3 separate regions of the Mus musculus genome follow, and regions 1 and 3 are each linked to region 2. A link is a loop called in an ENCODE intact Hi-C map of the cell type or tissue named here. Cell type or tissue: heart. All regions are shown on one strand.

Region 1 (8,000 bases), 68 kb before region 2:
GAACTCATTGCCCCCACTTTGTGATAAACTTAAAACTGATGTAGAAAGTTCAGTGATTGTGAAAGAGGGAGAGAAGAATAAGGAAAGCAGCTGTGCATCTCAGCCATTGTTGTCAATCATCTTGCCTACTGTAGTAATTCCGAGACGTGCATGCACACCAGTGCTAATGACTAGAATTTTAACAGTCAACATCTTCTTTACTGCACACATATCAGCTGCTTAGCTGCATTAGTCAGTTCATTCAGCTACAATAATGTAAAGTGGGTTTTTCTTTCACACGCTCATATGAAGTTGTCCAGGGGAAGAGGCAATGATATGGAAATAGATCAAAGCTCAGTAACACATTTCCTCCAAAAGAGGACTCTAAATTTCTGTTAATATATTTTGAATATCTTTAATTTTTCCTTCTTCCTAAAGAATGAGAAAATACACCAAATCCTTTATATGTTATATCCTATACAGGTAACAAAGTATAAACATCAATTCACAGCACATGTTTATTGTCTGTCTTTCATGGAAGCAAAGCCTATACGGTGAAGGACATTGGGTATATTAACTAAAGTGAGGAGGGAAGAAAAATTATTTCTCAATTTTGATTAAAATATATTAATATATTTTTCTTTGAGATACAAATAACTGATCTTGATCTTCTTCAGTCATAATTTAAATATTTAAAAATATTATTTCAATCAATCTATGAAGGTGTAGCTTCAACAATACTGATTTTCAACTTGAACCTTTCTGATCCTAAGCCCTTTGCCATGTCTATACATTGCTAAATTTCCTGTTTCACTTTCCTGCAACTTATTCCCTTAAGTGTTTTCTGTTAGATGGATTCAGTGTGTGTGCAGTGTGTGTGTGTGTGTGTGTGTGTGTGTGTGTGTGTGTGTGTGTGTGTGTGTTTGTAGGACACTATTCTGAACTATAATCTGCATCAGCCTATTGTTTTTCCTACATGTGTATTGAAAGGGGTAAGGAAAGGAAAAGAGTCACCAAATCTTTCTTGGAACTTCCACTTTAAATTCAAAACAGACCTGAATGTCTACTGGGATCTATGTCTACTAAGACAAAGAATGTGCACCTGTGAGCACCTAAGCCACCCAATGAATGGCACCATTGCTTCACATAAATGTGGCCACAGATATTTTTTATGTGGTTATAGAATTTTATCATAAATCCCATGTCTCCACCTAGAATTCTATCTGTCCTGCAGGGCTACTTTTTACCTTTAGATAACATTTTACAGCACAGGCCTGATGTATTGCTTCTGTCACCCTTTGACCACTAAAGGATCTTAGAGCAGCACAGTGGGTGAATAACAAGGAGATGAAGCAAATTCTCTGACCCCCCAGCACCACCTATGCATCTGGTCACAATTTTCCTAGTTTATGGTAATAAGAGGAATGCATTTATCATCCCTCTGCTCCTTCTTAAACTTATCCTCCATTGTTAAATTTAGGAGTTGGCCATAGGTATAATAAAATTATTAAATAATGTGGAGAGTAATGTGTGAGGTGTCTAGTTGAATTTTACAGGGAGATATTGGATAGCGAGAAGGAGTGTCAGGTGTTAATGGCATACTCAGAACATCATTACCAAATTAGATAGATGCCTTAAGATTTCTGAGACTTAAACTGGGGATTAAAGATAACCTGATGACTCTCAGACTAATTTAGCACGTCATGCTCCACTTCAAAGAGGGCAACCCTGCCGTAGCTAGGGAGAATTTGCTCTGAGAAACAAACAAACAAACAAAAAAACAAATCAGATTTTATTATTACACTGTAGACCACACCCAATATCTTTTTTGTGCTTTATCTATAATCATTAGTATAATTGGGATGGTTTTAGTAAAATTTTTATATAATTGAAATTAACATTTTACAATTAAAATTTGAAACACATAATTAAGTTGTTTTTCTTGTTCTCAGTATTTCTCAATTTTCAAAAATCAGTCAGGGAAAAAGAAAAGCTATGCAATTTTGAAAAGTTGGCAACATTAATGACCAGGTCATAGCTCCCTATTTTAAAAAATATTCAATTGCATGAAAATGTTTGATATCATTAATCATCAATAAATAAAGATTAAAAACACAATGAGAACAAGTATATACTCTAAAAGTATCTAAGATTTCAAAAACAGGAAACACTAAGTGTTTGTAAACCAATAGAGACACTAAAATTTTCATTTATTATTGATGAGAATGTGAAATGGTAGAAACTACCCTGGGAACTATTCTAAACTTCCTCCATGAAACAAAAATATAGCAAGCCAAAGATGCAGAAATTCCACTCTTTAATGTTTTCCTGGCAGAAATAAGAGCATGAAGAATGTATGTGCAAGAACAACCAAAAAACTTTTATTTTGCTAAAGTTTTTTATTTGTTTGGGGTGGGGCACTTGTGCGCAGGTATACACAAAAGCTAGAAAAACAGGTTGAATCATGAGGTCTAAAATTACAGGTGATTTTCAGCCTCCTGTCTTGGGTGTTGGGAACCAAACTCTGATCCTCTGCGAAGACAGCAACCACTCTTAAACGCTGGGCCATCTCTCCAGCATCCCAAAAGACATTCCTGTCAATTTCATTGTTCAAGGAATAAACCAATTCAGCCCAAATTTTCATCAACAGTAAAATGGACAGACTGTGATAAGTTCCCACAATAGAGCTCTACCAAGAAGTACAAAGAGACAAATCACCACCCTACAAAGAGGTCCCTCAAAAACCTTATGCTGAAAGAAGCCCCCCGTAAGCCAGCAAAGGACTATCACAGTGTTTGTATGTTCTTTGAGCCTAAAATGGACAAACCTAACCTATGATGTAAAACTTGAGAGTGGGTTTGTCTCTCTTTGGTAGGCAAAGGGATAGGAACTGAGAATTGTGCTAAATTTGACATAGTGGTTTTCAGTACTGTGAGGGAGCTTTTACTTCCTTATGCTTGTATATAAAATAATGTAAAATAACCATCAGTTGACATACAAGATTTGCACATTTCACCTTTATAAAACTTATCCAGCCAAAATGTCAATACATTTTTAACTGTACTTGATGATTTTTTTGATATAAAGAATACTAATATCTGTGATTAACTTTACAAAAATAAAATCACTCACTCGTCAGGGTGCTAGATTAATAGATTTTAAAAGAAAATAAGAGACTTCAAGTGCTATGTATGTGAGTATTCGCTGTAGGGACATTCAAAGGTTCCTGAATATATGCTAAGTGAGGTAATACAATGTTGGCACAAAACTGATGAACCTTCACAGTATTGCTCCTGAGAACTAAAAGTTTAAAAGCTAAAAACTAACGAGGCAAGGAATGTCACTGCCACTCTTCATAGAGAATTAAATAATTCATAGAGCATTTTAATAACTTGAAATTCTGTTTGATATCATGGTTAAGTCGTCATCAAAGCTACTTAATACAGAAGAGAATGACTTCCTACCTAGATGACTTTTACTTCAAATGAAGGAGGTAGAAATGGTTTTAAAGTGAATGATATTGACCAGGAAGTACATTATAGTTTAGAATATGAATGGCTGCATATCTACCTACCCTATATTTAGGAATAAATAGCACTCAATTTCTACCCCATATGTAGGGCACAGGGAGACATAGCAACTAACTTTAAGTCTGGAGTCAAGTATATCTAAGTTTGAGTTTGGGATCTCTTTTCCTCATTTTATCAAGAAAAATTGTCAAGAGGAAGCCTTCATTCCATCACTTATCAAATGGGCAAATATTCAACATATACTCCTGAAGGTCCTTCTAAGGATAACAGAAACTGTATGCGTTAACAACAGTTACACACTACCACAAACGGAAAAAACAGAATAGAAGATACATGAAACTTAATGATAATGCCCCTAAGCAAAGGGTAATAATAGGAATTTAAACAGAACCCATGAGACCACAGACATTTGAGATTCACTGTGTTTGTTTGTTTGTTTGCTTGTTTGTTTGTTTGTTTTTGCCACATGGGAAACAGCAATCCTCACCATTTCACCACCAACACCAATGCAGTGGTGGCCATGGTTATTCCTAAATACAATTCTGAATGAAAAGCCACATTATGAGTGGGTTTTTTTTCTCTTCCCCTGCAAATCTTCTCACAAGCTTCTCATAAATAAATGGGGCTACAGTCAAGAAAACCAGACTAAATCCCTTTCTTACTACTTGGACCATTCCCAAATCATTCATCACAGAGGTTGGCAGATCAGAGCTTCTTTTTCATATACATCTCAGGGAGGCTGGCTAGGTTAGGCAACAGAGACAAAAGTGACTAGCTCAAAGACCCGGGGCATCTTTGCCAATCCCCTGCTTTAAAAGAAAAAATGAACAGTGTACTTTTTAAATAAATCATCTTTCTCCTTGTACTAGAGGTGCTGAAAACCGTATCTACAGCTCTTTGCAGAAAGACACTGTGCCACATGAAGATGACAGTGTCTCTCTCTCTCTCTCTCTCTGAATTCTAAAATAAACAGACCCCGAGAACTGACATTGGGTTTCAGTGACTGCAGTTCACTGACTTTTTCAGTGTAAAAGCTGTCTATTTTAACTCTACCATTGTTCCTGAGGAAGAAGATGGTGTACGGGAGTATGAGACCAGGATAAGAAAAACAATGTTTGTCCCAGGGAAGTTATTGTGATGCACGCGCGTGGTGCCAGAAAACACATGTGTGATAAGAATTACGAAAATCCAAAGGAAATGTGTTATGTATGATTGCTCTTCAGTTTTCCTAGGATTTCTTGTTCTATTTAAATCTCTAAAATGCTTCAGAGTAGTGATAGTAAAAAGAAGATGAAAACAATGAATAAAACCAAAGCATCACAGAACAATTTCCACAGAACGAAAGGTTCTTAAATTTCTTTTTAGTAAAAAAAAAAAAAAAAAGTCAATTATCGTTTATATTGTTTTATTTAAGGAGTATAAAATTCTTCCTGGGGTTTCGGAGTACGAGGCCGGTACACCTTATCATTTTCTGGCTCTTATACTTGGAAAAAAAATCCCAATTGTGGTTGGGACAGAAGACATTAAGTAAATGTGTATTTTACATTTCAGTTAATTAAATGTGATCAAAGGTACCCTAACAGCATTTCAATGAGCATTTTCCTATTTTCCTATCATGTGGCACAGAATATAGAATAATAGAGCCATGTCTCTGTTATTCATTCAATAGTTCCTTTTGCTATGGCCAACCAAAATTTTCCATTCTTTGAAACCCAGGGTTTTACTACACAGATGAAACACACCTGTTTCTGATATACAACCACTTTCAATTCTTGTTAACTTTGAAAAATTCATGAAATGGAAAAAAAAATCTGTGTTCCTTATTTTGGTGTTAAATATAATTTGGAGCTTTGCATTGCCGATTAGCAGGGAAAAGCAAACAATTACTTTCTGCAAGCAAAACACTGTACAGTCTAATAATTTTAAAATGTTCATGAAGTATTCACTGTGGATACAAGCCTTCCCCTGCCTCTGGGAAGTTGGACCTATGGAAACAAACTAACAAACCAAAAACAGTAACAAAGAAAGAAGGAAAAAAAGAAAGAAAGAAAGAAAGAAAGAAAGAAAGAAAGAAAGAAAGAAAGAAAGAAAGAAGCAAAACCAAGTGATGGCAGTGTTTTTACTTTTAAGTGAATTGACTGGGAATATCTTATTTGGAAAAGAAAATAAAGGGAAAATTAGAAGAGAAATTACGAATGTTAAGTGCAGGCAATGGAGACCTTGAGAGGAAAACTTCCCTCCTGAGACAGAGTAATAAAGTCTCTGAAGTGGGAGACTTCGAAAGGTCTTTTTTTTTTAATTATTATTATTTTATGTATTTCTTTATTTTAAGAAATGTGAATAGTTTGAGGTAGAAAGAGGTGATTTCATAGATATATCAAGAAGTCAAATTACATAACAACTTCTAGGCCATGATAAGGACTTTGGGTTGGGCACATGAACGGTGTAGAGACTTGTTCAGGAAATAGACAAGGGAGGTGGTATCTCATTTGTCTGTTAGAATGATGACAAACTGCTATGGTTACCATGATGACTATGCACCACAGTATATGAATGTAGAAAGAGAATATCGTGTTAGCAAATTGTTAAATGTCTCAATAAAGAAAAGGGTTCTGATATGGTATGGAAAAACTGGATTTGTTTTTATTTTCGCTTCATTTTATTTGATGAATTGTAAAAGTAGAGACAGAAGAATTTGTTGAAAAACTGGTAGGGAGTATGAGGAAAAACTTGCGCCAATGATTATTCTAAGGCACTGGTCACCACTGGCAAAGTAAATATCAAAGTATTCCATTCAATAAGGAGATAAAGAATATTTTATGGGATGGAACTTAGCTTTCTCTTGTGGACAGTTTATTTGTAATACCCAATAAATGTAGAGATGACTTGACACGTAGGTAGATATATCCACCTAGATATGAGGCATGAGATATAAGCTGCACATGTATATTTTAGAATCAGAAGTTTGTTGTACCAAATGTTACATAATTCAGTGGATCTTCTGGTAGGAGTGAGTGGCTATTGATCAAGCCAAGTTTTTACTAGGTACTTAAGATTCTGAGCTCCATATTTTCTTCAGTCAAGAGCAATTCTGAGTTAAAAATTTGGACCTGAATGGTTGGCCCCATCCTGCAACCATGGGCCTTGTCTAACCTTTTGATATGGTATCTACAGGTTCTCCCTCCCCTTTGTTGGTCATTTCAGCTAATGTCATCCTCCTTGGGTCCTCAGAACTTCTTGCTTTCCTGACATCTGGTGTCACGCCCACCTCGTCCAGCAAGGAAAATGTAACACGGTAGGATTCTTCTCAACAGCTTTATTGCAGGACCACCTTGATGCTACGGGGAACCCCGGGAACCCAGGGAGGACTGCTTATATCACCCCAGCACTGGGAGGGCTATGTGTCCTCCTGGGATTGCTTGGTCTGTCGACACTTCATTAGCATGCACCCGCTTGGGAGTCGGGCTAGCGCCTGCTCAGTGGTGTTGTTTACAGAGAAGGTGTGCTGGAGACCAGTGCCAGCTGCCTACAATGTGAGACTTGCTGGTAGCTACCTACAATTTCCCATCCCCCATTGCTACATACCTGGGGAGGCCATGCAGAGACCACCTCCCCCCCCCCCCCCCCAGGATCTATCCCATATACAGACACCAAACCCAGACACTATTGCAGATGTCAAGATGTGCTTGCTGACAGGATCCTGATATAGCTGTCTTCTGAGAGGCTCTGCCAGAGCCTGATAAATACAGAGACAGATGCTAGGAGTCAACCACTGGACTGAGCATAGGGTTCCCACTGGAGGAGTTAGTGAAGGAACTGAAGGAGTTGAAGGGGTTTGCAATCCCGTAGGAAGAACAACAATATCAACCAACTAGAACCCCTAGAGCTCCCAGGGACTAAACCACCAACCAAAGAGCACAGATGGAGGGACCCATGGCTCCAGCAGCATATGTAGAGGAGGATGGCCTTGTCTGGCATCAGTAGGAGGACAGACCCTTGGACCTATGAAGGCTTAATGCCCTAGTGTAGGGAAATACTAGAGAGCACCCTCATGGAAGCAGTGGGAGGCAGGGAGCGGGGCGGGGCTTGGGATAGGGAGTTTCTGGAGGGGAAGGTGATAACACTTGAAATGTAGATAAATAAAATATCTAATTAAAAAAAGTAAAAGATTCTGAGCTGATGAATCAAAACCAAAACAGTGAGAGAAAGATGGAGGGGGATTAAGAATGTATGTCCTGCAGTCAATTTAAGTAGAAAAAATGGTTGTATTCAGTGATTTTACAGCAATGAGAAAATGTAGTACAGTATAAAATATTACAAATTTAGTACCTGGACTGAACTGATATTTGTATCAGAAATTTCTTGGTCACACAGAAAAGAGAGATATTTATTTATTTATTTATTTATTTATTTATTTGGATATTTTCTTTATTTGCATTTCAAATGTTATCCCCTGTCCTGATTCCCACTCTGAAGAAAACCCTCCCCAAT
Region 2 (8,000 bases):
GTTTCCACCTTCCTGATCCTTATGTTATATACCTCTATGCCCACTCCCACCCACATCTTCCTCAGAGTGGACGCCTTGGGTTAAACTCGCTCAGGAACTCTTGAACTCCTGTTAGATTTCAACACCATTCCCTACATTCATTAAATGGATGCTCTTCAGCGGGTTATTAAACTTCTCTGTGACCCCTTTTCCACATCTCCAACCTCATAGCTTTGTTTTTGCAGGTTACATGATCTTGAGAAAAGTTCTCAGACCATGCATGCCTGGAGCACAGGAAGTGTTTTAACACATTCTCTCTGAAATCTGTATTTCCCCTGTGATATCTTGGCCAGTCTTGGCCAGACAGCAATGATACCATCTCTCAGGCTGGACTTGCACACTGTGAAGCTGGTATACCCCGACACCACCTGCAATGGTTCACACAGCTGGTCGGTTCCTATGTCTTTAATTTGAGGTCGTGTTATGGGGAGCTTTAATGAACTTTTCATTTTTGCAGAAATTTTAGCTCTGAATAGTGCCCCAGTGGACACTATGTATAAGCACTCATATCTATAGTTCCTAATAAATTATTCAATGCCACAAAAGTATATGCTGGATACTAACTCCAGCTCCAATTAGCTCACTTGAAGGCTGTTCATGGCATCTTTTCTGCCTGTTTTAATGGCCTTAAAGGAAAAAGGAGGAAGAAAGAAGAGTGAGATAGAGAGACAAAGAAAGAGACCGAGTAGACAGAGAGAGCAAGGAAGCACTTCCATAAATAAGACAGTGTAGAAACTGCTTTCAGGGGGAAAACAAACAAACAAACAAACGCTTCAGCATCACAAGAGCGCTCGGAACACCAGCTACATGCCTTTCTGTTTTGGTTCCTGCTGCTTTTGGTGTTTATCCCCCAGTCACATTAATTTCCCCCTAGAACGATACTAATGTACTAATACATTTCTCTGTATTCTTGTATAGTGTGTAGTGTTTGGTATGCTTTTAAGTATATTTGCATTTAAACCAGTCATATTATCACTCTGTGTTCCCATTAAATTGCTACTGAACCACTCAATGCTGGCCTTTAATCAACAACAAAACTGACGATATATGGGAGATGATCCCATATTTGGTCAGTGTGATCTGAATCCAACAGAGATTCAATCAACCAGTGAGAGAAGTTTTGCTACTCTTCCAGTCCTACGGGAAAGAGTTTTCTACTTGAGCTGTCCAGTTCGATGGTGGTCTTTCACTTTCTGGTGAATACGCTTCCAGATAAATAGCATTTTATGTTTTGAAATCTTATTTTTGGCAACCAACATGTTTGATGGATTTTAAAAAACAAAACAAATCAACAACAACAACAAAAAAAAAAAAACCAAACAAACATCTTTCAGAAGCCCAGAGCAGCAGAAAATACAGACCCCTGAAAACCTTTGTAGAAACAGGCAAGCCATAAGTCAAAAGTGAAGAGCAAGCTAGGCGTGACTTCAGTATCTACAGGATTTTATTCATGAAAATGTAGGAAATGCATCAGATTCCAAAGATATTTACTTACACGTCTGCACTGAAAGAACTGTTTAATAAACAAATGCTGGAAGTGATTGAAATTCCCAGAATGAGAGAAGGGAGCTAATGAATATGGGGTTCACACAGCTATAACCAGTGAGATAATTCTGGGCACTGGTGGAAAGGCATCTTTAAAACGTATTGCCAGTGGAACGGCAAATCTATTTTTCACATGATTCCACTTTTGTTAAGAAACACCGAAGAAATGCACAAACATAATAACTTTCATATGTATAGAATGGTACATGCTGGAGAGTGTCCCTAAAGATCCAAACTGCGTAAAAGGATCACACAGCCAAAGGGTAGAAGGGAAATGACTGATATTTTCATTTTTGTCCAGTATCATTACGTGTGGCAGCTGTTTACAGCCAGTTTGTATTAGCTCCACATTAAATTTTCCCAAGTTCAAATAAAATAAAAAACAAAAATGGATAATCTGATCTTTGAGGCAAGTGGGAGATACAGTTTTGCTCATGGGTGAAGCTGAATATCATACAGAGAAAGGGAGGTAGAGGTGAGAGAGGGGGAAAAGGGAAATCCCAGAATTAGCCATACGCCCAAATCACCTATTAAGCATGAATGTCACCTCAAGAAAGCTGCCTCGAAGATTCATGGTTTGTGGTATATCTGTGTGTCTTTCTGACTGTGTAGCAGAAGAAAGTGACAAATAAATAAAAGAGACAATTTGAGTGAAATTCGAGAGCGCAAGGCAAAAGTTGTTTATAGCTATAGATAATTACTCAGGGAAACTGGGAAGAAAACTTTCAAATGCTTTAAAATAGTTAAAAGATTTTTTAAAAAAATGCTTTCATTATTGAAATTAAGTTTGAGATAATCACAATTCACAATAATTACCCTTTTCCAAAATAAGAATTAGTTAAAATTTAAGAATTAGTGTCACTCAAAACTTAATATTTTACTATATAAGGAGCTAATATCTCAATTTTCAATATTTTTATTTATATTTTCAAATGTTGTGTTTTAACATTTCAAGCTGGATTACATACATTATTTTTTCATTTTTCTTCAAATAGTCGAACCTAAAAACTCAATACAAAACAAAATTTGAGCATTTTTTGCAGGATTTGAACATTTTAAAAGAAGTGATTTCTGGAAGCAGGGAAGAATATATAAAATGGTAACGGGAACATGAAAAACAGTTCAAACGTAGGCCCGTCATCCTGCAACTGAAATTTTTGCCATTGAAAACAAACGCCCATTTTCATTTTTCTATGTAAGTAAGCAGACAATTTTAGTTTTGAACGTTCAACCTTTGGCTTTATTTCAGCATGGTCCAGACATCTGCCTAGTGGAGTCCTTTACCTTAAATGCCTGGGCAAAATGTAACAAAATGTAGCAGATACACACAACAGCAGATACATACAACAGTTACATCCAGGGCAAATAAAACAGAGGACGAGACCACGGGAAGTTTGGGGAAGCCCATGCTGTCCAGGGTGTTTTGCCCTGTTAAGTTCAAATAATTCGTCTGGATCCCATTTCTCCAGAGCAGTTTTACTTCCTGAACGTTTCACGTATTAAAATGTGGATGTAGTAATGTTATATGCTGCGCTGGTCTTTGTTTGCTTATAGGAGTAATCGATGAGATTTGGACGAGAAAACATCGGAGAAAATGTTAAATAAGGTCTGGGATGTGCACTTGTGGCTTGCTTTCCCCCCTCCTGGAAGCAGCCGGGGAACACACCAAGATTTATGGTGCTCGGCTCCCTCTAGTGGGCAGTTTTATCTTATTTTTTATTTTTATTTTTTTATAAGATATTTTCTCTATTTACATTTTAAATGTTTTCCCCTTTTCTCGTTTCCCCTCCGAAAACCCCCATCTCGTCCCCGCTGCCCCTGCTCACCAACCCACCCATTCCTGTTTCTCTGCCCTGGCATTCCCCTACACTAGGGGCATCGAGCCTTTTCAGAACCAAGGGCCTCTCCTCCCATTGATGTCCAACAAGGCTGTCCTCTGCTACATAGGCAGCTGGAGCCATGGGTCTGTTCCTCCAAGTGTACTCTTTGATTGTACTAGCTCTCTAGTCCCTGAGAGCTCTGGGTATAATGGTTGGTTCATATTGTTGTTTCTTCTATGGGGCTGCAAACCCCTCAGCTCCTTGGTTCCTTTCTCTAGCTCCTCCATGGGGGACCCTGTGCTCAGTCCATTGTTGGTTGAGAGCATCCACCTCTGTATTTGTCAAGCACTGGCAGAGCCTCTCAGTAGACAACTATATCAGGCTCCTGTCAGCAAGCACTTGTTGGCATCCACAATAGTGTCTGGGTTTGGTGACTATATATGAAATGGATCCCCAGGTGGGGCAGTCTCTGGATGGCCTTTCCTTCAGTCTCTGATCCACACTTTGAATCTCCTCCAGTGTTTTTAAATGGATGATTCTACAGCTGCCTGGCTGGCTGGTGCAGACTGCAGGTGAGAAGTCAGAGTGGACCTGCCTGCTCCGGATGCAGGGACTTCCCAGTCCATCTGCTCATGTCTTACCTGTTTTGCAATATCAAGGAAGCTAGTTCCAAACTAGAAATAACTAGGGCTAAGAAATTTTGTCTGAACAAAATGAAAATTCCCACTGTGCTCATACTTCTTGGAGCCCTTGAAGAACCTTGTCAGACCATAATTCCTTCAACAGCATATCCACCCTTCCACTAGGTGTAGGAAGTCGGTTGCTATAGGAACAACAAACAGATGAATCAAACATACATGAGTAGCATGCAATTTCAAAATGTATTGTTTCAGTGGGGTAAAACGCTTAGAAGATATTATTAATAATCCATGAAATTACAAGTATAAAGTAGTTATTCTTTGCAATTATACAGTGACATTGATCATAAATATAAATCTGAATACTGTGCCCAGTAGCTCACAATTTAGGCAGATAAATATGCTCAGATGTTATTTTATTTGAGTTTTGAAAACTAATTTTTTTCAATTTGTACAAGCTTACATAATTTCTACTATACAGGAGATTAGTGCAATGTGCTTTTGTGGGCCCATGAAGAGTGGCAGTGGAACCTGGGTGAAGCTAAAATAATCTCAAAGAATTGACAGAACATCTTCTGAAAGTTGAAGCAAAAATAAGCGCACAATGTAGCATGTTTGGTCACATTAAAGTGTCATTCGCCAGATGCTAAAATTTATCTTTCCAACTAAAAGTAGTCCATATGGTAAACTACACTTAAGCAGTGCACCCAAAAAATTATGTGTTGAAAACTTAATCTTCAATGTAAGCTTTGGGAGTAGGGCCTAAGATGCTGGGGTCAAGAAGGCTTTCCTCTTATGGATGGGTTCCTCTGCATTGCACAAAGGCTGAAAATAAGTTTACCCCCTAGCCCTCTTTTTATACTGTTCTTACCCAAGGGATGAAAGAGAAGTTCCCTGGTAGTTTTTGTCCATTGATTTTGGACTTTCCAGACTCCTCAGCAAGAAACAAGTTCCTTTGTTCCTTCCTTAGGGCCCCCTTTTTAGTTCCCAACATCCATCTTTCCTTCCTTCCTTCCTTCCTTCCTTCCTTCCTTCCTTCCTTCCTTCCTTCCTTCCTTCTTTTCTTCCTTCTTTCCTTCCTTTCTTCCTTCCTTCCTTCTTTCCTTCCTTCCTCCCTCTTTTCTTCCTCCACTCTCGTCTTCCCTTTCCCCTCCCCCTCCTTCTGTTTTCTCTTATCCCACTCTGACTTTTCTACCATTTGTGCCATAACAACACAAACCAGGTGATGCAGAAACAAAGAATTTACCGAATTACCTAGTGGCAGCCTCCTTCCTGATTTCTTTTGTCCCTTTCGGCTAGGTCCCAAGGGCTAGCAGCCCTGACTAAATTCTACGATGGGAAAATGATCAGATCTAGCCATCATGCATATTGAGGAAGAGCTAAAGAATACACTGCAGTAAGAATCCAGGTTACAACTGGGTTATCCCACAGAACCAAAGCTGGACCTATGTGACAATACTATGTCTCTGTGCATTATAAAGACATGCATGCAGAAAGACATAGTATTCAGCCTTAAAAAGGAGATTACACCATTAAACAACATGGATAAACCTGGAAGACATTGTACTAAGTGTAATAACCCAAACATAGGAAAACAAAAACTTCATGTCCTCACTTAAATATGGAGTCTAGAAACTGTTGAACTCACAAAATCAGATAGCAGAAGGCTGTTTACCAGTAGCTGTCTTTGATAGGGTATAAGCTTGAAGTTATGTCGTGAATAAATTCCAATATATACCCTGGCAATGCTGCTGATAAAAATGTATGCTTGTGTGAAAATTTTCCATCTCTCCTTCTCTCTCTCTCTCTCTCTCTCTCTCTCTCTCTCTCTCTCTACCTCTCTCCCTCCCTCCCTCCCTCCCTCCCTCCCCCTTCTTTCCATCTCATATGCATTTGCACAAATATACACACTCATATACATATGTGCATACAAACATACACACATACACACACACTTTGAGTGTGTGAGGGAACAGTTCTTTTTCCCTTTTTATTGAAAATAATTTTTTTCTTCACATAATATATTATGATTACAGTTTTTCCTCCTTTTATTCCTTGTAGATCCTGCTCACCTCCACTCCCATCTGAATACACCCCCTTTTCTGTCTCTCTCTAGAAAACAGAGTTCTAAGGAACACAAGATAAGGTGCAAGAAACACCTTTAAGGTGTTTCTCAGGAAGCAGAAGTGGAAGCTCTATAAATTTGAGGCCACCTTTGTTTACATGGTGAGTTCTTGGACCAGTCCCACTCTATAGTGAGACCCTGTGTTTAAAAGGACGGATAGAAGTAAGGAGAGAAGGAAGGGAGAAAGGAAGAAAGAGAAGGGGAGAAAGGGAGGGAGGGAGGAAGGAAAGAAGGAAGGAAGGCATGCAATTATTTTCCCACCTGGAAGAGAAATTTAAATCCCTGAGCTCAACACAGAGCTACAATGGAGAATTCACTAAAATCCTGCTTTCTACTTCCATCACTTAGTATTTAAAGATCTCCTCAGGGATCACCAAATGCACTGATGTCACAGGAAGAAAAGGAAGCAAAACAACTTCCTCCTGGATTCATGCGACCAACAGCAAGCCAAATTTTCTGTTTTTCATTTCTCTCCCAGTACCTTCCATCTGCATGTAATGTGTGGTAACTGGCCAACTTGCAATCTGTCTGTTTGCCTCTGACTGATGTCTGAATGTGTGTGCACCTGAATCTGTGTCTCTGTGTGTGTGTGTGTGTGTGTGTGTGTGTGTGTGTACATATGCATATGCCTGTGCGTGTATACATGTGTGTGCACGTGTGCCTGTGACTGTAGTTGTGGCTGTGACTGGCTCTAACAAAGAGGTTTGCTCTCTATTTGTTGGACATTAGAGAGAACATGATATGAAAAAAAAAGTTAAGGATTCTCCACAGAAATACTTAAGAGGTTTCTTGTAATGTCTGTGGATATTTTGCCTGCATGTATATCTGTACCCCACAAGCATTCCTGGTGCTCACAGAGGCCTAAGAAAGGCATTAGGCTCTCTTAAAATTGGAGTTACAGACAGTTGTGAGCTGTCATGTGGGTGCTAGCAACTGAATTCTGGTCCTCTGCAAGAAGAGCAAGTATTATTAACTGCTGAGCCATCTCTCCAGCCACTTTAGTTTTGCAAGGGAAGAAGCACTCACTATTTTAAATGCATTATCAAGCTACAGTGTGGCCATGAGCTTGTCTACCTTGCCTCTTTTGTTCACTGAATAACTACTCTGAGACTTAACTGTTTATAAAAAAATGCTGAGGCCATAAACTTTGGCTCATTCCTGACTAACTTGTAACTTATATAGGCCACTTATTCTCGTCATCTTTGCCATGTGATTGGATATCTCTCCTGTTTTATGTGTCCAACTTCATTAAAGTTCATGGCAAATCCACAACTCTGGACTCTTTCCCAGAGTCAGTCTCTCTCTCTCTCTCTCTCTCTCTCTCTCTCTCTCTCTCTCTCCCTCTTTCTCTCTCTCTCTCATGTCCCACCTTCTATTTCTGACTCAGTTCATAAGCTATCACCTTTTTATTGTCAAGTGATGCTCCCACACAGAATATAAAAGATTCTCTCTACACTATAGCCTGTAATTTCTTCCAACATATATGATGGTAAATACTTGCTGCATAAAGATGCTTTCAATCTGTTGGCTGCTTTCAGAAAATGATTGCCACAACACACACACTCACTCACAACTCTGGGTCAGGTGTATAGAAGAGGGTGTAATTTAAAATTAAAGCTATTCATTAGCTTAGGTTGTAAAAGCAGATTTCGAGGGGAAATCCAAATTATACTGAGATTAGTTGCAAAGGCAGGTTAAATTTAAATATGCTTAGTACACAGTAAGACAACATCCTACGTATATAGTCTTAAATGATCTCCAGGCGTATTGTTAATTTAGCCAGAAAGTCTGGAAAAATTCATTCTCTCTAAAGTCAAGAAATATTTTCCTAAA
Region 3 (8,000 bases), 220 kb before region 2:
ACCACGCCTGGCTGTTTTCCTTAATTCTTAATATCCAAAATTTCCAACTGTGCAATAAGAGAAAAAGTGTAGGAAAACATGCTTTTTTTCCCCCTCACTCAGCCAGCCTAAGAAGAGTATGTAAAGAATAAGCATATTGGTTTGTAAGACAGTTATCTTCCACATTGATCCAAGTTTTCAATTGAGATTCTAACAATCACGATGGAACCTACAACTTAAATCTTTAGAAAGTTTCCCAAACTACACACACACACACACACACACACACACACACACACACACACACATTGACTACACCCTCACACATGTACATAAGTGCATGCATATGTGTGCTAACACAGCACACATACATATCTAGCCATCTCTCTGAGGAGCAAAATCCAGCCAAACCTATTAAGACTGGAAAATAGCTAATGTTCTTGCCAGTGAGTTAAAGCTGGGGTATCCCTTTTGTCGTAGCCAAATTTATGACAGGGATCAAAACCTATAAAAAGCTACGTTGCATCCTGCCATTAAGGAGAATTAATATTTTCAGCAGTATGTTAACCGACATTTTTCCAGTGTCTCTTGTTAAAAGCAGATTGTTGGCTTTTCATTATGGTGTGCCAAACATTTTCATTGAAACCTTAACAAGACTTTCATCTTAGAACCATTATTTCTTAAAGCACTTGGATAGGGCCAGTGTGCAGGAACCTTTTCTGCTTTGTAACACTACAATGTGCGGCAATGGCTGTCATTAGTGGATTGGACCTTGCTGAACCATTGCATATGTAGACATTTAAGGCCTTTCCAGTGTGACTTGAGGTTTTTTTCCCCTAAAGTACACTTCATGTTTTATCTATTAAGCTTAAGCAACATAGGTTCTTTCCCTACTTGCATGCATCTTTATGATGATACATTCTATTCATCTGTTCATTAAAAACCATAATAAACACATTGCATGTGCATGAATATACATGGGTGTGTTTACACATATGTACATACCTACACAGACACACACATAGCTCTTTGGGTACTTGTTTCTCATTTATGATGTCTAAAGATTTTTCTCTTGTGCTTGGGAAATCAGTGTATCCTTTTAAATTCCCTAAGTTCCAATAGCTTAACAATTAACTGCATAACATCAGTGTTCGAATTTCTCACATTCAAATATATTTGTGTGTGTACAATATATATGTATACCTTCTCAAATGTATATATTTCTCAAATATTATTGTCTTATTGTGAATGGAAATAAATATTAGAAAGGAAGGCAATAATATGGTTTACAAAATATGCAATGAACATACAATGTGTCTTGTTTCTACGTTCTTCCATTGGGTTTGTTCAATATATATCTTAATAAATGACTCTAATAATGCTACTAATCTAGTGACAATGGGTTCTATTTTGAACAGTTGCCTTTCTTTTTCTACAAATTTATATTTAGAGTCAATGACATCTATATACAGACATGAAAATTCTGACTTTCAGCCTGGGCTTTTACTTGTATGGATTGGCCAGGCTTTCTATTGAGTATCTTATGCTGTGGTCAATCAAATTGAGAAATATGACCAGAGGCCATACCACTAACTCTGCAACCAGCAAGCTGGCAGTGACCTGAACATGGTTCCTAAAGCCAGATGAAAATCCAGAAAGAATGGAAGAAGGCTTTTTGTATTGAAAAGTAAAATTCTGGAACTTTGATTTTATGAAGTTCAAAATGCTCCCCTTCAGTTTATGACCTGGAAACTGAGATGAACTCCACACACATTATGCAGTCCCTGGTTTGGAGTATAATAAAGACATTCCACTTTTATTTGTAGGAAGTAAAAGTCATCTCACTTCCTCTAAATATGTTCTTTTTAGCTCAGCTGCTTTTGACTCCAGTGAACCAATTTTCAAATCAAGAGTAGATTCAACAAAAAAACCATCAAGATAAATCATGTCAGAAAACTAGTCCCAAAGAGAAGAGATGAAAAAGAAAGGCAGTCCAATTCCAAGTGTGTGGAGCTCCATGGCAGTTCGATTACCATCTGGCCTCTCTCCCAATAGTCGAGTAATAACACTTCCTCACGCCAGCACATCTAAGACAAGATAGTTGAGGCCTTCTCTTAACAATTCTCTGCATTTCCTAAAGGAAAACATTTGTCAAAACCTCCTTTATGGAAATTTTCATATGTTTTTCCTGCTTTATATATATATTTGTGTGCATTTTAAAATGAAATACTTATAAAAATTAAAATTAAGTCTTGTGAAATTATCCTTTTGCACAAATACATAAAAGCTCTCTCCTGATATTAAATGGTTCAAAATAAAAGTGATATTGTGCTAAATATTATGTTTCCTTATGAGCACAATATGACTTTAAGTTCTACAAATGGAAGAGGAATGATGCCATTGTCTCAAAATTATAAGAAAACTTGCATGGACTGAATCTGCATTGCTTGGTTTAGTTCTATAATTATGAAATTAACCCTTTGTTAATAGGCTCAAATCAGCTAAGTATTTACGTTTATTAAAAGCAATATCATCTGGAGGGCAAGATGGCTCGTGCAGTAATGTGCTTGTAATGCGAGAGTGAGAACCTCAATTCTATTCCCTAGATTTCATATACAAACTTTGAACATTTATCACATGCTATGATCCTAGCGTTGGGGAAGCAGACACAGGAAGATCCTTGGAGCTGGTTCAGTGAGAGATCTCAAATCTGAGAATGAAGTTGGAGGTACATTAAGTAAGATGCCAGACATCAATTTCTGGTTTATAAATATATGTATACACACATTCACCACCACCACCACCACCAACAACAACAACACCATCACCTCCACCACCACAGGCATATCTATACCACACAAACACACATACTCAAAGCACCACAGAAAAATTATGGGGAAAACTAAACCTTAAAATGTGACTTTAGGAAAGGAAGAAGAAAACACTTCTGATACCATATTTACTTGGTCAAGCCTCCTTTTGCTTATGTGAAATTGTTACATAATTCAACACAAACTGAGTGGTGCTTCAGTGAGCTGTCACCATTGGTTCAGAACACTACTCCAATCAAGAGCACTGAGGTTAATCTAAATTTTCTCTAAAAAGAAAAAAAATTATACTGGCAGAAATGGTTGTATGGATGTGTTTTTTAAATATTTAAAACTATTCTTTGCTTTCTCTCTTTTTCTCTCTCCTTTTTTTTTTCTTCTCAGTTGGGGGTTTGGAGAAGAAGCTGGGAAGGAAGAAGAAAGCTCCTTCCAGGCCCCCTCTAGTCCCCAGAGCACTGTTAGGAAAGGGGAGGGCTTCCTGCCCACGCAGCCATCTGTAACGTTCAGTGAACAGCAGGACTGCTGCAGCCTCAAACCCGGGCAAAGGCCATCTGTATACAAAGAAATCCCCTCTGCTTGAGGTCTCCCTCGCCCTTCTTTCTTTTATCTGCTGGCAGGTGAGCAGTGGAGTTCTCTGCAGCTGGAGTAAATAACTTAACAGTCTCTGCTTGTTAGAGGATACTTCTGAGGGAAACTGGCCTGACGGTACCAAAATACCCAGCCTGACTTTTGGAATGTGCTGGTAGCAAGCTGGGAATGTCATCATCCTGCCAATGTCATACTGTGGAGCCCATTCTGGGATCAGTGGACGTGTGTCTGATGTGCTCCTCAGTTACTGCTTTCTAGGCTTGAGTCAATTAGAGCCAGCTTTTGGGAAAGTAGTGTCACTTAAAATGTATTTTATAAAAGTTATTTTTCGTGCCTATAATTTGGAGCTCCCGTGTATGCTATTTCTGTCAGCCCTTGGCTCACACAACCCGCAGCCTATGGAAAGTAGTGAAGAGTGATAATGGAAAAAATAACAAGGGCGTTTTTTCATCCAACATCTGGAGAAAATGCATTTAAAGAAACATTAACGGATAGATATAGGGATCAATAATGTTAAAATATATAGATGCTTCCTTATAGGAGGAAAAGCAGCCAAGATACATGGGATTGTTTAAATCTGTTTTTACACAAAGAATGCAGCATGGTTTAACAACAAAAATAATCTTCTTTATGAAGGCTGTGTTCACTTCCTTTCCTGGGGTCAACTAAATGAGTAATGTCAGATCCCCAAAGCACATAGGTGCAAAACATTTTTCTTAGAGAAGAAAGACATCACAGGATTCCAGTTTTCAGAAGTTTCCTCTCTTTACTTTTCAGTAAGCCTTGCTGTCGCATATCACTTCTGATGGCAGCCTAGAGGAACAAAATTCTAATATAGAGGATATGCAACTTAAAAAGAAGAAGAAGAACAACAACAAAAAAAAAACCTGAAGTAATCCTGCACAGTATTACATTAGAATAAACAATACAGCCATGATATTATTAGTAATTTAAAGCACAAATGTGAAATTGCTCCGCTCTTACATATTAAAATTAAGACAAAGTACAACCTAAGGGAAATAAACTGTAAGTATCTACCATCAAATTAACTGGATAGTAGCCACATTTTACCATAATGTTTACACTTCAATTTAAGCCCAATTTTGATACCTGAAAGAAAGCATTAATAAATATCCCCGTCTATTCTACGTTTGAGATGTTTCTTTGGCCCTGAGTCAATGCTAAGCTATCAGTATAAGCTAATTTTATAAAGGCATTAGACTTTGAAAACTCAACGAATCAAATATCATTTTTCCCTAGAGCTACCCAATGTTCAGGTAAGACAAAATATCCCAAATTAAGGTGTTGAAGTAAAATTAAAACATTAAGAAGACTGTGTAATAAGCACATTGAAAACTGCAAAGTAGGAACTATAGAACATTTTTTTTTTAAGTCTTGAAAATGAATACATGTTCCTAGTACTTGTTGCTGGGGCTCTGGAGTTTTCAAGTGTCAAAGGAGAGGGAAGGAACCCATCGTTAGTAATGTTAGTTCTTTTCTTTGGTCTGATCATGTTCCTGTCATGTCCAGGGTCAACTTTTGTGGCTTTAAATTTCAGAAACTTGATTTGTTTCAAGTACTGTAAAAGCAGAGGCAATATCATCACCAAGTGAACAGATTGCCACGTAAGGCCAGAGAACAAGTCACCAGTTTACACTGACAAATGATTATGGAACAAACCAAGTTCCCCTGACAGACTGCATTTCTCTCACCTGCAGGCAAACCACAGAGGAAACCAAATTCTACCCAGACCAGTAACAACTTGCCATCAAAGCTACTCAGGTGAAGACAGAGCAACTCCTTATGACTGGCACCATTTCCCATGAGGGAAACTGTTTCAAGAAGTTATTTACCTTGAATCAATACACTAAATAATGTTATCAACCTGACAGGAGAAGCTGGGGTCCATTTGGTCTTTTTTACAGACAATAAGTTGATGTTCACAGAACCTCTCCTGCCTTCCCCCTTCCTCTCCTCCTCTGAGAAAGTGAGCACCTCACCCCTGTCCCCAGCTCTGGTAATGACCAGCCCTGGCACATGAAGTCACTGCAGGACTAGGTACATCCTACCCCACTGAGGCCAAACATGGCAGTCCACATCTTTTAGTCACTCCACTGGTGAAAACTGAGAGGGAATTCTTTTTATTTGTTTGTTTGTTCCTTGGGTTTTTTATTAGATTTTTTTTATTTACATTTCAAATGGTATCCCCTTTCCTGGTTTCCCCTCTGAAAACCCTCTATCCCCTCCCCCTGCCTCTGCTCACCAACCCACCCACTCCTGCTTCCAGGCCCTGTCATTCTCCTATACTGGGTTGTAGAGCCTTCACAGAACCAAGGGCCTCTCCTCCCATTGATGACCAATTAGGCCATCCTCTGCTGCATATGCAGCTGGAGCCATGAGTCTCACCATGTGTTTTCTTTGGTTAGTGATTTAGTCCCTGGGAGCTCTGAGGTTACTGGTTAGTTCATATTGTTTTTCCTCCTACGGGGCCCCTGTGCTCTGTCCAATGGATGGCTGTGAGAAGCCACTTCTGTATTTGTCCTGCACTGGCAGAGCCTCTCAGGAAACAGCTATATCAGGCTCCTGTGGGCATCCACAATAGTGTCTGGGTTTGTTGGTTGTATATTGGATGGATCCCCAGGTGTGGAAGTCTCTGGATGTGAGAGAGAGTTCTTAAACTAGCTCACTTTAGATTTTCAGGATGATGCATGGCTTTTCTGTTTGGACCTTTACTTTACTAAAATAGATCCTCCTCCTCCTCCTTATCCGCCTCCTCCTCATCATCATCATCATCCTCATCCTCATCTACAGAGCTTGATAAAAGTATGGAGCAAAAAGAACCAGAGCTCTTCTTAGAGTTATATATTTTTAGAAATTAACAAAGAACACACAAGATAATATTTCCAGGAAGGAAGGAAGGAAGGAAGGAAGGAAGGAAGGAAGGAAGGAAGGAAGGAAGGAAAAACTCAATGAAAGTGTTTATCTCACAATTTGGAAAGATCTAGATGACACAGTCAATGTTTTCTATAAAGCTGTCATGAGTTTATATAATTGTCTAAAAATAACCTGTATGTTGTATGTAAATTTCATACCCAGGTATTCATTATAATTTACTTCATTGAGTGAAGGAGAAAATGTCTTATATTGCCACAAGCAAAAATTATAATAAAAATAATTTATAAACACATATATATTTTTGGGACCCTAACCAAAAATGGTTTCTATTTGTTTTAAAATCTTCATATAACTACATTGTAATAGTTTAGTTTTATGGGGTTTGTTATGAGAAATGAGATAAAGCCTATAGATCCTTACTAATCAGTTAAGTGAATCTTACATTTTTAAAGTTAAAATAACTCCACAGGACCCAGGGGCCTTAAGAAGCAACTCCAAGATATCAAGGAAAACATTTCTGTGAGAAACTTAAGAAAAGCAAGAAGAGCTGTCAAGAAGGTTCGGCATTTAAAGGTGCTTGCTGCCAAGCCTGAAAACTGGAGTTTGTTCTCTCCCTAGAATTATATGGTAAAGGGAAGAATCAACTCCCAAAGATTGTTCTTTGACCTCCACGTACACTGTGACTAGCACTCATATTCTCTAAGCACAATGTACAGTTACACATGCACATGAGCACACACACATATGCACACACACACACACACACACACACACACACATAAATACACTAAATAAATGAATGTTTTAAAATTAACTGAAAGATATTCAGAAATATAAGAAAATTCAGTTTTGAAGGTAAATACAACCCAAATATAGATTATTAGCAAACATATTTAAATTAAGAACTAAGGTGTAGGCATAAAGAAATCACACTTGACTTCTTTTCTTATTCAAGGCCAGATAGATTTACAAATTGAATTTTTATTTCTAAGCATTGGTCAAAGACATAGCTGTTAAATGATTTAGCAATAAATTAAAGGATGAAGTTTTTCAAGTACTATTGATTATGTAGCCCATGTTTGCCCTGGGTGAATAGGAAAATCACAGTAAACACGAAAGGCATGGATATGCTGAAGTTTGCTTTGTGTAGTCCCAACAGCTTTTAAAACAAGATATTGCATGATACACATAAATTCTCTTTTAAAATAGTGCATAATCTGATTTTCTAGTACTGAACTTGAATGACTAAGCATGCCACTAAAATTATGGTGAAGTTTCATCTTTCTATTAGAGTGGGTATGGTCTCAATGAACTTGCATGACTTATGTTCTTAACTTGGTTAATGAGGTCAAGCCTGTTGTACTTGATAAAGCTCTCCTTTCTGTTCCTAATTATATCTTTTATGGTTAATTATAAAAATTCAAATAAGTGAGGTGATAGGTGTAGAAAATGGCTTGCTGTAGAACCAAACCAACACATATTGTTTTAGCCAAGGACATATAGTTCTCTGCTATCAAATGAATCAGGGAAAGAAGGCTCTGTGCTGTACTATCTGTACCCAGGGGGGCTCCACATCCTGCTAGCAGCCTTCTTCAGATGGTCCAGGGTTAATGATTAGGTGCAGAAACCTAGCTTCTTGAATTTCTCTCTGAAAGTTCAGAGAGAGGCTGTAACTCAGGAGTCACAAGAGATCCCAGTATAGCACAAAGT

The links. A loop is a pair of places that touch in the nucleus more often than their neighbours do. Peaks named below come from ENCODE experiments on the same cell type or tissue, not always from the same donor. Only the 100,000 strongest peaks of a DNase experiment are listed, where the experiment ranks them.
Region 1: a loop joins it to region 2, with 2.2 times the contacts of the local background. A loop is called at or near these places in 3 of 42 quality-filtered maps.
Region 3: a loop joins it to region 2, with 3 times the contacts of the local background. A loop is called at or near these places in 8 of 42 quality-filtered maps.

Annotation. Positions count from the first base shown.
Region 1 is chr12:36,777,616-36,785,615 of GRCm38, reverse strand. No RefSeq gene overlaps it. Among named protein-coding and RNA genes, the nearest start is that of Mir5099, 35 kb to the left of the region's middle. In heart, no CTCF peak of the experiment used is centred here; a DNase peak (open chromatin) is centred at 4,655.
Region 2 is chr12:36,709,431-36,717,430 of GRCm38, reverse strand. No RefSeq gene overlaps it. Among named protein-coding and RNA genes, the nearest start is that of Mir5099, 100 kb to the left of the region's middle. In heart, a CTCF peak has its summit at 3,277 (motif pointing left); no DNase peak of the experiment used is centred here; H3K4me3 peaks cover 605 bases.
Region 3 is chr12:36,928,777-36,936,776 of GRCm38, reverse strand. No RefSeq gene overlaps it. Among named protein-coding and RNA genes, the nearest start is that of Gm40394, 50 kb to the right of the region's middle. In heart, no CTCF peak of the experiment used is centred here; DNase peaks (open chromatin) are centred at 3,396 and 3,546; H3K4me3 peaks cover 406 bases; H3K27ac peaks cover 685 bases.